Regions from separate parts of the Homo sapiens genome. Here all the other regions are linked to region 3. Evidence: chromatin contacts called from ENCODE Hi-C or POLR2A ChIA-PET data. All regions are on one chromosome and are shown on one strand. The core of a region is the stretch at or near the end of the contact, and the rest is flanking DNA. Distances in the headings are between cores, read along the strand shown. Region 1 holds the start of VPS37C (VPS37C subunit of ESCRT-I). Region 2 holds the start of PRPF19 (pre-mRNA processing factor 19). Region 3 holds the start of FADS2 (fatty acid desaturase 2).

The links. A loop is a pair of places that touch in the nucleus more often than their neighbours do. ChIA-PET counts read pairs that join two places held with the same protein, here RNA polymerase II (POLR2A). Pooled maps may share reads with other maps.
Region 1: a loop to region 3 is called in a pooled map, with 8 times the contacts of the local background. The contact joins the promoter of VPS37C here to the promoter of FADS2 in region 3. A Hi-C loop is called at or near these places in 2 of 37 single-sample maps with no recorded cell type and 4 of 50 pooled maps.
Region 2: a loop to region 3 is called in a map with no recorded cell type, with 7 times the contacts of the local background. The contact joins the promoter of PRPF19 here to the promoter of FADS2 in region 3. A Hi-C loop is called at or near these places in 6 of 37 single-sample maps with no recorded cell type and 5 of 50 pooled maps. POLR2A ChIA-PET finds 5 or more read pairs at or near these places in 1 of 52 experiments (OCI-LY7).

The regions. Positions count from the first base shown.
Region 1 is chr11:61,159,081-61,163,196 of GRCh38, reverse strand. VPS37C (VPS37C subunit of ESCRT-I) reads left to right here and starts at 1,771. Exons shown (of 5, transcript NM_017966.5): 1 at 1,771-1,806. RefSeq lists enhancers at 1,182-1,321, 1,332-1,381, 1,122-1,714, 1,715-2,308 and a silencer at 1,372-2,131.
Region 2 is chr11:60,904,706-60,908,855 of GRCh38, reverse strand. PRPF19 (pre-mRNA processing factor 19) reads left to right here and starts at 2,271. Exons shown (of 16, transcript NM_014502.5): 1 at 2,271-2,492. The coding sequence starts at 2,474. It overlaps PRPF19-DT (PRPF19 divergent transcript), which reads right to left and starts at 2,077. Exons shown (of 2, transcript NR_186697.1): 1 at 2,013-2,077. RefSeq lists enhancers at 1,819-1,938, 2,052-2,639 and a silencer at 2,579-2,678.
Region 3 is chr11:61,826,772-61,830,501 of GRCh38, reverse strand. It overlaps FADS2 (fatty acid desaturase 2), which reads right to left and starts at 2,202. Exons shown (of 12, transcript NM_004265.4): 1 at 1,905-2,202. The coding sequence starts at 2,111. RefSeq lists silencers at 2,137-2,236, 2,257-2,356, 2,477-2,916 and enhancers at 2,508-3,185, 3,186-3,730.

The DNA of each region.
Region 1 (4,116 bases), core at 522-3,021, 670 kb after region 3:
TGATTTGTGAATCAGTCAGCCCCCAGAACCAGAATAGGTTCAGAGTGACTCTGAGGCTGCCAGGTGGTTGGATAACATTTAGGGATAGAAAACGGAAAGCAGGTTGGGCGTGGTGGCTCATGCCTGTAATTCCAACACTTTGGGAAGCCGAGGCTGGAGGATTGCTTGAGTCCAGGAGTTCCAGACCAGCCTGGGCAACATAGCGAATCTCCATTTCTATTAAAAAATAATCATTAAAATTTAAAAATAAGAAAAGAAAAAGGAAATAGATGTCCAGAAAACAGAAGCGAGGTACAGAAACAGTTGGACCAGTTATGTAAGCGCAGAACCAGCCCCATCTGGTTCAACTTTGTGTAATAAAGTGGTGAGTTGTTTTTTCAGTTGCCATGATCCCAGGTTGCAAGTTATGTAACCTGAGCGTGCCCAGAAGAACCAAGCATGCAACCACAGGCGCAACCTAAATGCTCAGACCAAAGAACCGGAACAGAATTAAGAAGTAGATACATGGTATAAGCCATGATCTAATCAGATTGAGCCATGGCATCATCCCATGGCAAGATCCAGTCAGATCATTGCTTATTGCAAGATTCAATCAGATCACTGCTCATTACCCTCTGCCTATAACACCTGTCACAGCCCCTGGCTTGGGGAGACAGATTTGAGCATGTCTCCTTCCCAGTTGACTTGCAACAAATCTTTCCCTCTACAAAAACCTGATACTTCGGTGTTTGGCTTTCTGAGGGCAAAGGGATCCAGTTTGGTTCCCTACCAATGACAGATTGACATTTGCCTTATTGGAACAAGGTTTGAACAGGTGGCTGCCTGTGATTGGCTGAAACTCTGTGATTGGTATGAGTAGGATCCAGTTCACTATGTACGGAGAAACCTTTAGGACAAACTTAAGATACGCCAGGAGACAACTTTAGGCTAAACTGGACACTTCTCCCCTTTTGGTCAACCTCTTGATTTTGAGAGGTTGGAAACTTTAGACATTGACATCAGTTACCATTGTAAATAGACTTATTTGGTCTCAAATTCCCCTGGGAAATAGCAGAGCAGTGGGTTTCATAGGTGGGAAAGGGAACAGAATAGAAAAAAAAAAAAAAACACCTGATTAGTTAACATCAGGTCACTTCAGATTCCTTTTTTTAAGGGTTAGAGCAGAGGGGGCTTCCTTATTATGCTGGACTCTCCTGTTTCCAGGGGGGAAGGGAGGAGATGGGGAATACTGGTAATTCTGTAGAATGAATGGGTGGGGGAAAGAGATTAACTAGTAAATGGAAATGAGTGTGTGGTGGCCTTGGGGCTCCTCAGTCTGAGCTCAGCCCATCTGGGGCTCCTCCTAGGTTCTGGGCTTCCATCTGCTTCCCCCTCCTTTTGGGTCCCTCTGAGAAGCCTCCCAAGATCGAGCTGTGTACAGAGCGAGTCCTCGCTGGCCACTCGGAAGGCGGCGGACGTCCGCGCCGGCGCACTAGCCCAGAGCGGCCTGGTCTCCGCCCAGTGGGCGGGGCCTCTTACCGGGGGCGGGGCCGAGGCGTGCGGCGAGCGCTGGAGGGGTCTCGTGGGCGCTCCCGTGGTTGTGGCCCGGGCGGCCGCGAGCGTGTGTGTGTGGCACGATGTCGTGGTAACTCAGAGGCGCGCGAGGCGGGGCGGCCAACGGGGTCGCGGGGCGAGCACGCGCGCCACTGGGGCGCCGGACGTTGCAAGGGGGTCACATCCGGTAGGGGGCGGGCCTGGCGGACCCCGGAAGTGTGGGCGCGGCTGCGGTTTAACCCGCGGTGGCGGCGGCGACGGCGGCCCTGGCAGGTGAGCGGAGACTGGGGAGGGTCCCGGCTCTGCCGCAGGCGGGCGGGGCAGAGGACGACGGTGGGGGCGGCGCCGGCCGTGGCTCCCGGAGCGCCCCCGCCTGCCCGCCTCATCCTGGCAGAGGCCGGTGATTGGGCACGAGGGGCGCGTGACTCTCGCCGGGGGCCGGCGCCCCTGCCCCTCGCGGTGGGAGGGAGGGAGGGAGAGCGCGAGGCGCCGCCCCGGCTCCCCGGCGGGTCGCACCTCCAGTTCCGCCCCACCACTCACCGCCACCCTCCTTTCTGCGTCTCTGCAGGCCCTCGTCCCATATGTGAGCATCTTGCGGTCACAATTCTGATGACATTAGAGCCAATTAGCCCATTGTATAGATGGGGAAGCTGAGGCCTAAGAGTAGGGTCCGACTTGCCAGAGGGCACGCGGGAGACGAGTGGCAGAGGGGAGGTTGGAGGGACTTTGCTCTGTGACTTACTGGCTTGTGCCCTTTCTCCAGGGCATTGAGAGATGGGAGTTTCAGCTTTGGCTTTGTTCAGGACTCAGACTTGGACCTCCCAGCATCACTGAACATTTCTTACCCCGGGACCCTCTGGGCGCAAAGGGCACTGATGTATACATACCCATTATATGCCTGGTTCCTCTTCATTTCCTCCTCAGCCGATGAGGCGATTTCCCACTTTACGGATGGGAGAAGGAGTTAACTGGAGGTGTTTTGTGAGTTACTGGCAGAGTGGACTCTACAACCTGGGGTTTTAGTCGCTGAGCTGAGGCAGTGCTTTCCCAGCTACACCTTGTCTGGGCTCACTTACCCTGGGAATGTCAGTCTTCAGCTCCAGAAACTTCCCACTCATTTCCCTTCGCTCCAGCGGTACCTCAGTTCTCTTGCTGCCTAAGGCCTTTTCCACCCTCTTTATTGGCTCCAGGAGTCCCATTTCCTACTAATGCACCAAGATGCTGCCACCAGACTCTCAGTTCTGTGACTTTTGGCCTTAGAGCTGGAGGTGGTGGTGACCGAGGAACTGGGGAAAGAAAGACTCTTACTTTGTTGTCCAAAGCTGCAACCCTGCAGACACCTGAACTCTGTAGTTCCGGGTGGGATCGGGGACTGTTGCAATGAAAATACTGGACGCTAAACTGAGTCTTTGTTCTTTGCGGTCATAGTGCCCAGAAAAGCCTTTTACCTAGATTATCTTGGAAATGTGGTTCCGTGCCTTTGTAATTTCCATTAAGTAGAACATTTTCATTGTAGACTTTCTGAGCAGTTTCTGGCCGCTGTTTTGCAGGTAGCAATAGCTGTGATTTGTTGCTTGGCTTCATATGCTGGGCACTGTTCTAGGGCTTTCTGAACATACCGAATTTTGCGAACATGTCCAAATAGGTGATGATCCCGTTTTACAGATGAAGTGAGTTGCGGAGATGTTAGATAACCTGGCTAGTGTCACACAGCCAGTAAGTGGCCAAGTTTGGATTTTTTTTTTTTTTTTTTTTTTTTTTTGAGACGGAGTCTTGATCTGTCGCCCAGGCTGGAGTGAAGTGGTGTGATCTCAGCTCACTGCAACCTCCGCCCCCTGGTTCAAGCGATTCTCCTGCCTCAGCCTCCCAAGTAGCTGGGATTATAGGTGCCCACCACCACGCCCGGCTAATTTTTGTATTTTTTATTTATTTATTTATTTATTTTTTTTTGAGACGGAGTCTCGCTCTGTCGCCCAGGCTGGAGTGCAGTGGCGGGATCTCGGCTCACTGCAAGCAATTTTTGTATTTTTTAGTAGAGACGGGGTTTCACCATGTTGGCCAGGCTGGTCTCGAACTCCTGAGCTCAGGTGATCCACCCGCTTTGGCCTCCCAAAGTGCTAGGATTACAGGTGTGAGCCACTGCGTCTGGCCACAAGTGAGATTTGTAACCCATCAGTCTTATTTCGAAGTTAATGTGCTTTTAACTCTGTGATACTGCCTCTCAGACCGTTTAGTTTCCCAAAGGTGCTGGACCTTAAGAATAATTTCTGATGCTTGTTAAAAATACAGAGCTCCACCTCTAGAGATTCTTGGGCTATTGTCTGGAGGAGGGCCCAGAAATCTATTAACAAATGCACTGGGTGATTCTTACGGTAAGGCAAGTTTGGGAAACACTGCCTTTAAGAACTTTGTAGATTTGCTGGGCCACTGGTAGCTTGGAAGTGACATTATTCCTGAGGATTCTTGTTTTCTTTTTGTTTATTGCTTTGAAATTTGTTAATTTGCCCTTAAAAAGCCTTTGGGTTAACTAGCCATATGAATCATTTCTGGACACTCTTGGCCAGTAATAGTAGGGGTTTTCCA
Region 2 (4,150 bases), core at 1,022-3,521, 920 kb after region 3:
TTGCTAGCCCTCAAAATTGCCTACATTTCCCCCATCTCCGTCTTTCCTGGGTGCCATTTAAGTAAGCATCAGCCACCTGTTCCTTCTTTGAGCCTCATATTTTGTATTACTCCTGTGCACACTCACACACTAATACACTTGTATGCCTTTTCTCCTGTTATTCTGTCGATTGTCAGTTAATTTCAGCAAATCTTTAGAGGGCAGAGGGGAAACTTTTTTGCTCCATACCCTCATTCAGTTCTCAGCAAAAAAATCAGCTCCTCAGTGATGCACTCTCTAAGTGCCCTGCCTCAAGTAGCCGTTCCTCCAATCCCCAGCACCTCTGTCTACCTTGCTCTGATTTGTTGTATTCATAGCACTTACTACTCTGGAATTTTCTTCTTAAGTGTTGATTGTCTCTGTGCTCCCACCACCCACAGTAGAGTGTAAGCTCCAAGACAGCAGAAACTGTGTCTTTCTTGTTGACCTTTTCTATCTCCAGTTTTTACAATAGGGCTTGGCACATAGGAAGCACCCAATCAATATTTGTTGGATGAATGAAATGCCTGGGGAATAACATGAATAGATATTTCGTTCAAAGTGGATCACTGTCTGCTCTGTGGAAAGTAGATTAGGAGGAGGAGGCCAGGCTGGAAGCAAGGAACAAGTGGGAAGTTACTTTGTTGGTGCAAGACAGAGATGAGATGCCCTTTTGCATATTAACTCTTCATAAGAGTTCAGTGAGTTAGTTCTACCCTTGTCATCACTCCCTCTGTTTTACAGATGAGGAAACTAAGGCATAGAGAAGTTCATACTGCCAATCACCTGAGTGGTGCTAGGATTTGAGCACACAGTCTGACTTCAGAGTCCATGCTCTTGGCCACTATGCCATATTGCCTTTTGTACCTGTAACTTTTATTTTTCTCTCCAAGCTTTTGCTTACGTTGTTTCTTCTTCCGGAATGCCTTTCGTTCTCCTTCTCCTCTGAATACTGCCCACCTGTCAAAGTCCCTCTCACTCACATCCTGTTCATCCTGCCCTTTTGTCTTGATACCTTACAGTCCACACCACGTCTTTTGCATGATTCCTGAGAGTATCTTATCTTACAGATATCCACAAAGAATCATACACTATCTGAGCTGGAAGAGAAATAGAAAATACAAAATCCAAAATACAAAATAAAGAAATTTATAGGAGGCCATTGGTTTGGACTGAGCTCTTCTGCTAGGCCTAACAGACCAAGCTAAAAAGAGTTAGTCCTGCTGAAGCTCCACGCCAATAAGCTGAAACGAAGATCTTTACGACCTTCTGAGTGTGTATGTGTGTGTGTGTGTGTGTGTGTGTGTGTGTGTGTGTAGGGGGGAGCTAAATTCCCAAACAGGCAAGTTTTAGGTGGCATGATAAGTCCCCTCCACTTTAACCTTTACAAGAAAAGTAATTTTGAAATTACCAAATGACCAATCCGCTTTTTGTTCTCTGTTCCTGTTTTCCTCAGTCCTTTTCTGTCTATAAAACCAAGTTCTCCTGTTCAGCTCATTGGAACAACCATTATATTTTATAGTATGAGGCACTGCCCAATTCTATAGAATCGCACCTTAAGTCCCAGCTACTCCGGAGGCTGAGGCAGAAGGATCACTTGAGGCCAGGAGTTCCAGGATGCACCTGTGATAGCCATGATTGCTATGACCGCACCTGTGAATAGCCACTGCCTTCCAGCCTGGGCAACATTGCCAGAGTCCGTCTCTTAAGAAAAAAAAAATCTTTGAACTAAGTTTGTTGTGATTTTGTCTTTTGACAAAGAAGAAAGGGCAATGTGAATTGCCCCAAATCACAGAGCGAAATGGTAGTAGTCAGGACCAAAACACTTTCTTAGCCGTTTTCTTAGTTCTTGTACCCATCTGTTTCTGTATTTTCTTCACCAGGCCATCCAGCAGTGTCTCTTAAAGGGTAGCCCGAGAAACAACTGACTTAGAAAAGCGTGGGGCACAGTCTGTCTACGCAGACCCGAGGAATCTGCATTTTAACAAACTCACTGGGAAATTCTCGCGCACGCCAAGGTTTCAAAGACCAGGGTCCCGTGGCACAGTGCCGCACAGTTGTCAAAACAAGTGCTGTCCAATTGTTTTGGTTTTAAATTCTCACTGCGTCATGGGAAATGTAGTTTCGAGCCTCCTCTCTCCCGACGCCCCAGCCAATCCTCCGGCGCTTTACGGAACGAGCCGAGTCAATCCGGAAATAACCGAGTGTTCGTGGCGGGCCCTTTCCTGCCCGGCTGCATTCTGGGAAAGGGCAATTTCCGTTAGGTGCTGAAGGCTGTGGCGCGCGGCTGTCCCCATTCCCACGTGAAGCGCTACGCTAGCATCGCTCGGCTGGCGGCTCCCAGCTCGCCGCGGAGCAGTCCCGGCAGCAGCGGGGGACCGGAAGTGGCTCGCGGAGGCTCAGAAGCTAGTCCCGGAGCCCGGCGTGTGGCGCCTCGGAGCACGGTGACGGCGCCATGTCCCTAATCTGCTCCAGTGAGTGTTGGCTGCGGCCAAGCGCGGGTCTCAGGAGGCCAGAGAGCGGCGCGGGAGCGTGTGCGGTCCGCTGCGGCGCCCGGGCCGGGGTGGAGGCGGGAATGGGGCGCTCCGGAGGCCGAGCGGCGGCCTGTCAGCACCGGAGCCCCCCCCGTCGGAGCGGGGTGCATTTGCGCAGTGCCCCGCAGTTTACATAGTGCCTGAGGTTTATTGTCGCAGACATTACTGAGGCCGGTCGCCTCATTCTACAGAGTGGAAACAGGTCTGGACAGAGAGAGCTGGTGCAAGGGAAGCAGCCTTAATGTAGGAGTCAGAAAACTCGAGGTCTTGTCCAGGGTCCGCCTCCCATTGGCTTTATGAATTGGCTCAAGGCTCTGGGCCTCGGTTTCCCCATCTGCAAAATCGAGAGCATTGCAGTGGATGTTTTGCGAGGCCTCGCTCGGATAGTCGGAGCTTTTGCAATTTGCAAAGGTCACATGATGAGTTAGAGGTAGAGGCAAGGCTGGCAGCCAGGTATCTGGCTCCCAGCCTTACACTGTATGACTAATAAAAACAGCGCACATTTATAAGCCCTTATTGGTTTACAACGCGCTTCCAAGTCTATGATCTCATTTTATCCTCACAAGAATTCCCTAAAGGAGAAATAAAGATCCTGGTTTTGCAGATGAGGATGCAAGGCGCAGGAAGAGCGGGGCTTATCTAAGGATGCGTAGCTAGTCAGTGGCAGAGCTGGGTGACGTAGTTAGGTGACACGGATCTTGGACCCTGAATCCATGCTTTTTTCATACCTTCCACTATCTTTCCCTTTGATATTTTATCATGACGTACAGACATTTTCCTTTCCCTTTTCGTTGTTTCATCAGATTACTCGTTTCCCCTCCCTTTTGCTATTCACTTCCTTCTCTTCTCAGAACCTGTACATTGATCCAAAGAGGGGGAAGAAGGAAGGGAAATGATGGAAAAGGAATCCCTCACTTTGAAGAAATTACAGCTCGCAAAGTACCTTCACATTTATTGTTTCCTTCCAATCTTCGGGAAGCTCTCTTTTACGTTCCCCAGCACCATCCTTCCTGGCATGGTTCACTCATTTGTTAGATGTTTACCGAGTGCCCTGGGGGCATCTGCATTGTACTGGAAGTGAGAGACCAGCTGTAATCCTTATCCTCAAGGGGTGCACAGTCTACGCAGGCAAGAGTGTAAATGATACCTCTATTGCGGGTTGTTGTGAAGATGAATTACTGTACTGTATGCCTAGAATTGTGCTTGGCACATAGAAATGTGCCATGCAAATGTGCCATGTAAATATTTTTAAATATTTTTATTGTAGCGATTGCCACTTTGCTCCTTGGAATCTTCCAGGTGATAAGTGTCTGTACGCTAATCAGTTGACTGGTAGCTGGTAGACTCAATAGCTTCAGGATGGGGACTGGTCACCTAGGAAGACTAAAGGGTATTAGAAGGTTGGGATTTTCAGTCCTACCCCCCATTTACCTGGGGAAATGAGAGGAACTGAAGTCGTCACTAGTGACCAGTGATTTATTGAATCATGCCTTTGTAATGAAGTTTTCATAAAAATACAAAAGGACAGGATTCAAAGAGCTTCTGTATAGCAGAACATGTGGGGGTTCCTGGAGGGTGGGGTGCCCAGGGAAGGCATG
Region 3 (3,730 bases), core at 953-3,452:
TTCTAGTCCTCTGTTAGGAGAGATGTGAGCACTGATTTTTGGAGGGAACTCAGTGTTAAGGTCAGGTAAGCACTGAGAACATCCAGAACAAGGAAGAAATAAATCAATCTGATATGGTAATTAAACCAGAAAGGTCAAGGCAATTGCCAGACTAAGCGTTCACATAAGAAAATATGTTTAACAATGTGGAATAATCAGACCAAATTCATCGTATTTGACTTTTCCTTCTGGAAACTTTTTGGTGAGGGCCTGGACAGGACAGGAACCTTCTACAATTTACCTATGAAATCAGAAACAGACCAGCCCAAGTCCAGCAACATATAGTGGAAAGATCCCAGCCAGGATCCAGAAGGTCCTTTACTTAGGAGTTACATTAACCCAACCTCCTCACTGGGCCGCGTAAAGGTCCAGGTGAGATAGCACTGAAGGTATGTGAAACATACCCACCTAAGTTCTAAATAGCATCACAAACCCACTGGGCTTAAGCAATGTCCACAAGCAAGTAAAACAGGATGGGACTGAAAGCTGTAGGGAATTTCAGTATCGCTGACCTTCCCAATCTTAGATAAGCCCTGGCCCTGCTGGCCCACACCACCTGTCCATTGTCCAGCTTGGGTTATGGTGGCCTGGTCTGGCCTTCCCCTAGGCCTGTCTCCATGAGATGCAAGAGGTGGGGAAGTTAAGGGTCGGGCCTACACAGCTTAGAGAGCAAAAGCCCACCAACAGTTGGGCATCCTAGACCTCCAGGTGGAATGATCTACGTCAAGTTCATCCCTCCTTTCTGCCTCTCTCCTATTCACTTTCCCCAATTTCTGTATCCCATCAGACCTTTTTTCTCTGCATCCAATTCACTACCACCACCAAAAGCCGCCCTTTCTTCCCTCCTTGCCTCTGTTCTTTTCCTTCTGGCCCATTCGAATCCATGGGATACCAGCTGCATCCTTAAATAAATGCCAGGATTTCAGACTGGGGTCCCCGGTGCGGGTAGCTGGTGCGGGGTAATCACTGAGCCACGCATTTGGTGGGGGTAAGGTGGGCAGCAATGGCTCCAGAGAGGCCCACAACCTTTAGGAGTGCAAGATGAGGGAAGGGTGTTCTTGGCAGGATTTAAAAAGAGAGAGCCATTGAGTTGAACGCCCGAGAGTAACCTCGAGTGCAGACGGACCTGTTGCCAAGCCAGTCTAGTGCTGCTAAATCCACCGGCTCAAGGCCTCACTCGACCTGGGCTTTGCAAACCCCAGGCCGTTCTCCTTCCACCAATCCCGGACGCCGGTCCCCAAGAAGGCCGGCTCGAGCTTGGGGTGAGTCTAGATAATCCCTGGAGCGTGGGAACCCGAGCTGCTGGGCGGTTTTTCCCAGGTGGCCATTGAGGAACTTCTTAGACAAGAGTCCCAGCAGGAGCGATCTCCGGCCGGGGACGAGCTTTCCTTCTCGCCACCCAGTCTGGATGGAGAGTGCGGGACAAGCGCGGAGTCCCACACCTGGCTGCCTGCGCTCCCGCTCCTTTCAGCGGCGCGCAGGGGCGGCCATCTTCCCCGCTGGGGGCGCCAAAGCCGTCTGGCCCGAGCGCCCCTCTTGGGGAGTCCCTGCCTCCAGACAAACCCCGAGGAAGGGGAGGACGCGTGGGTCCCGGCGCGCGCGGTAGATGCTTGCCCTGTTCTCCACCGCTGGGACTTTCACCGCAGCGCCGCCTCCCCGGGTCCCAGATCCGGTCTCCACCCCAGTCGGCCCAGAGGAGGAGGAGGATTGGGGAGGGGGTACGAGTGCAATAGATGCACTTTCCTTCCCTACAGGACGTCCCAAGCTCCATTCAGCGCCGGAGGTCTGTTTGGCCCACGGGGAGCCAGGGATCCTGACTCCGCCTGCAGCAGAGAAGGGTGGCTGGGGCGCCCCCAGACCCTTACCGTTGCATCTTCTCCAGCGTAGTGCCCGATGACCCGCTGGCCCCCCGGGTGCTGGATGGACCATTTGGTGATGTTGTAAACCTTGCGGTCAATGACCAGCCACCTGTCGGTGCGCAGGTTATGCTTCTGAATCTCCTCCCAGCTGAAGGTGGGCACCGACACCTCGCGCTCGGCGGCCCCCTCGCCCTGGTTCCCTCCCTTCCCCATGCTGCCTGCCGACTGTGACGCCCCGTGCACTGCGGCCTCCCCGCGCCGGCTGCTCGCTGCACAGACGGCTGCCTCCCAGCCGGTGTGTGCAGCCCGGGCCCTCTTCGCTTTCGGCTTTTGTCTTCTCCTACTCCTCCCACCGCGCCCCCTCCCCCAGCCTTCTCGCCTGCGCTCGGGAGTGTCCCTGCCTTCCTGGCGGAGGATCCCTGGCTTCCCAGTGCCCCCAAGCGGTCCCCTTCCTCCGCCCCTCCCTCAGCCCTCCCGCTATGGACTTTTGCCTCCAGTAAAAACTCCCCGGGAGCTCAGGGCCTCGACACCTCCTCTGCCCGCCCCTCCGGCTCCCCCCGCCTCGGGTTCCACATCCTCCCGCGTTCCCCGCCGCCCGAGTTTCCACAGCGATCAGCAGAGCGCCTGCACCAATCCGGTCGCGTCGCCCCGCCTGCCATTGGCCCAGGAGGATCTTTCGAAGGCCAGCGGGCTGGAGCGGCGGGTCCCCGGCTCCCCCGCCCTCCCGCGTGGAGTCGAGCCCTGCTGCGAGGCAGGCTACGTGTCCGACCTCCTCCCTCCCCCACTCTCCGGCCCCGGGCGCCGGAGGAGATCCTAGAGGAGATCCCGGTGGGGGCAACGAATGGGCTCCGCGCGCTCCGGGGCGCGTGCGCGCACGCCCGGCGCTCTGGGGGTTTGCACCTGATGCCGACACAAAGCCGGCGCGGCCACCAGGGTGCCAGCAAGCGGCCGGGCGGGTGGACCGGCGGGCTGCGGGGCACTCAACTCCAGGGCCGGCTTGGCTAGGTGACGCCCTTCCTTGGCGCGCGGCAGTCGAGACTCCAGTATCCCACATTGTCCGCGCCATCCACATTCTGGCGCCTTTCTGCAACCTCCCTAGAGACACAAGCCGGCCTTGGATTAGAGGGCTTTGAACCCTCTAGTCAGACAATCTTAGAAAAGAATTGCGGAACCTCTGCTCTGCTTTCTTGGTCTGGGCGCCATGGCTGCGGTGAGGGGGAAGGGAGGGGAAGGCAGAGGAAGGGGGCGATGAGGAACTGGCGCGGTCCTTGCCCTGGTCTCAGTAAGCTCAGTCTCTTTGGGAATCGTGGAAGCAGACACATCATTGGGCAGTGATGTTGTGCAGACTCCAGCAAATAAAGACTGCCGTATCGAAGGGATAGGAGGAGGGTTAGGTCTTTTAGGCGTGGGGCAAGAGACAGGCCCCTCAGACCCCAGCTGGATGGGGCGGCTTAGTGCCGGGCGTCCTGGGGGAAATGGGCCTGACTGCATCCGGAGGGCTAACGGGACACGTGGGAAGTAAGGATGAACAGAGAGGGTGGGGTGCACGAGGCTTGGGAATCACTAGAGGAGTTATAGGGCCCTCAGATTTCAATGGGATTTACAGGTGCCTGTGTGCTAGCACACCCTAATCATTAGATTCTCATCACAGGCTGAGAGGTAAACAGGACGCATATTATTACATCTCACTTGAAAATGGAGAGCCTGAGATTGAGAGAGATGGTCAAACGGGCCCTGCCCAATCTAAATTTCACAGCAATGCAGGGGTGGTGGGGGGATCACTCTGCCCAACTGGTGGGGTTGTACTTGGGGGGGCAGATGGGCTCCCTTTC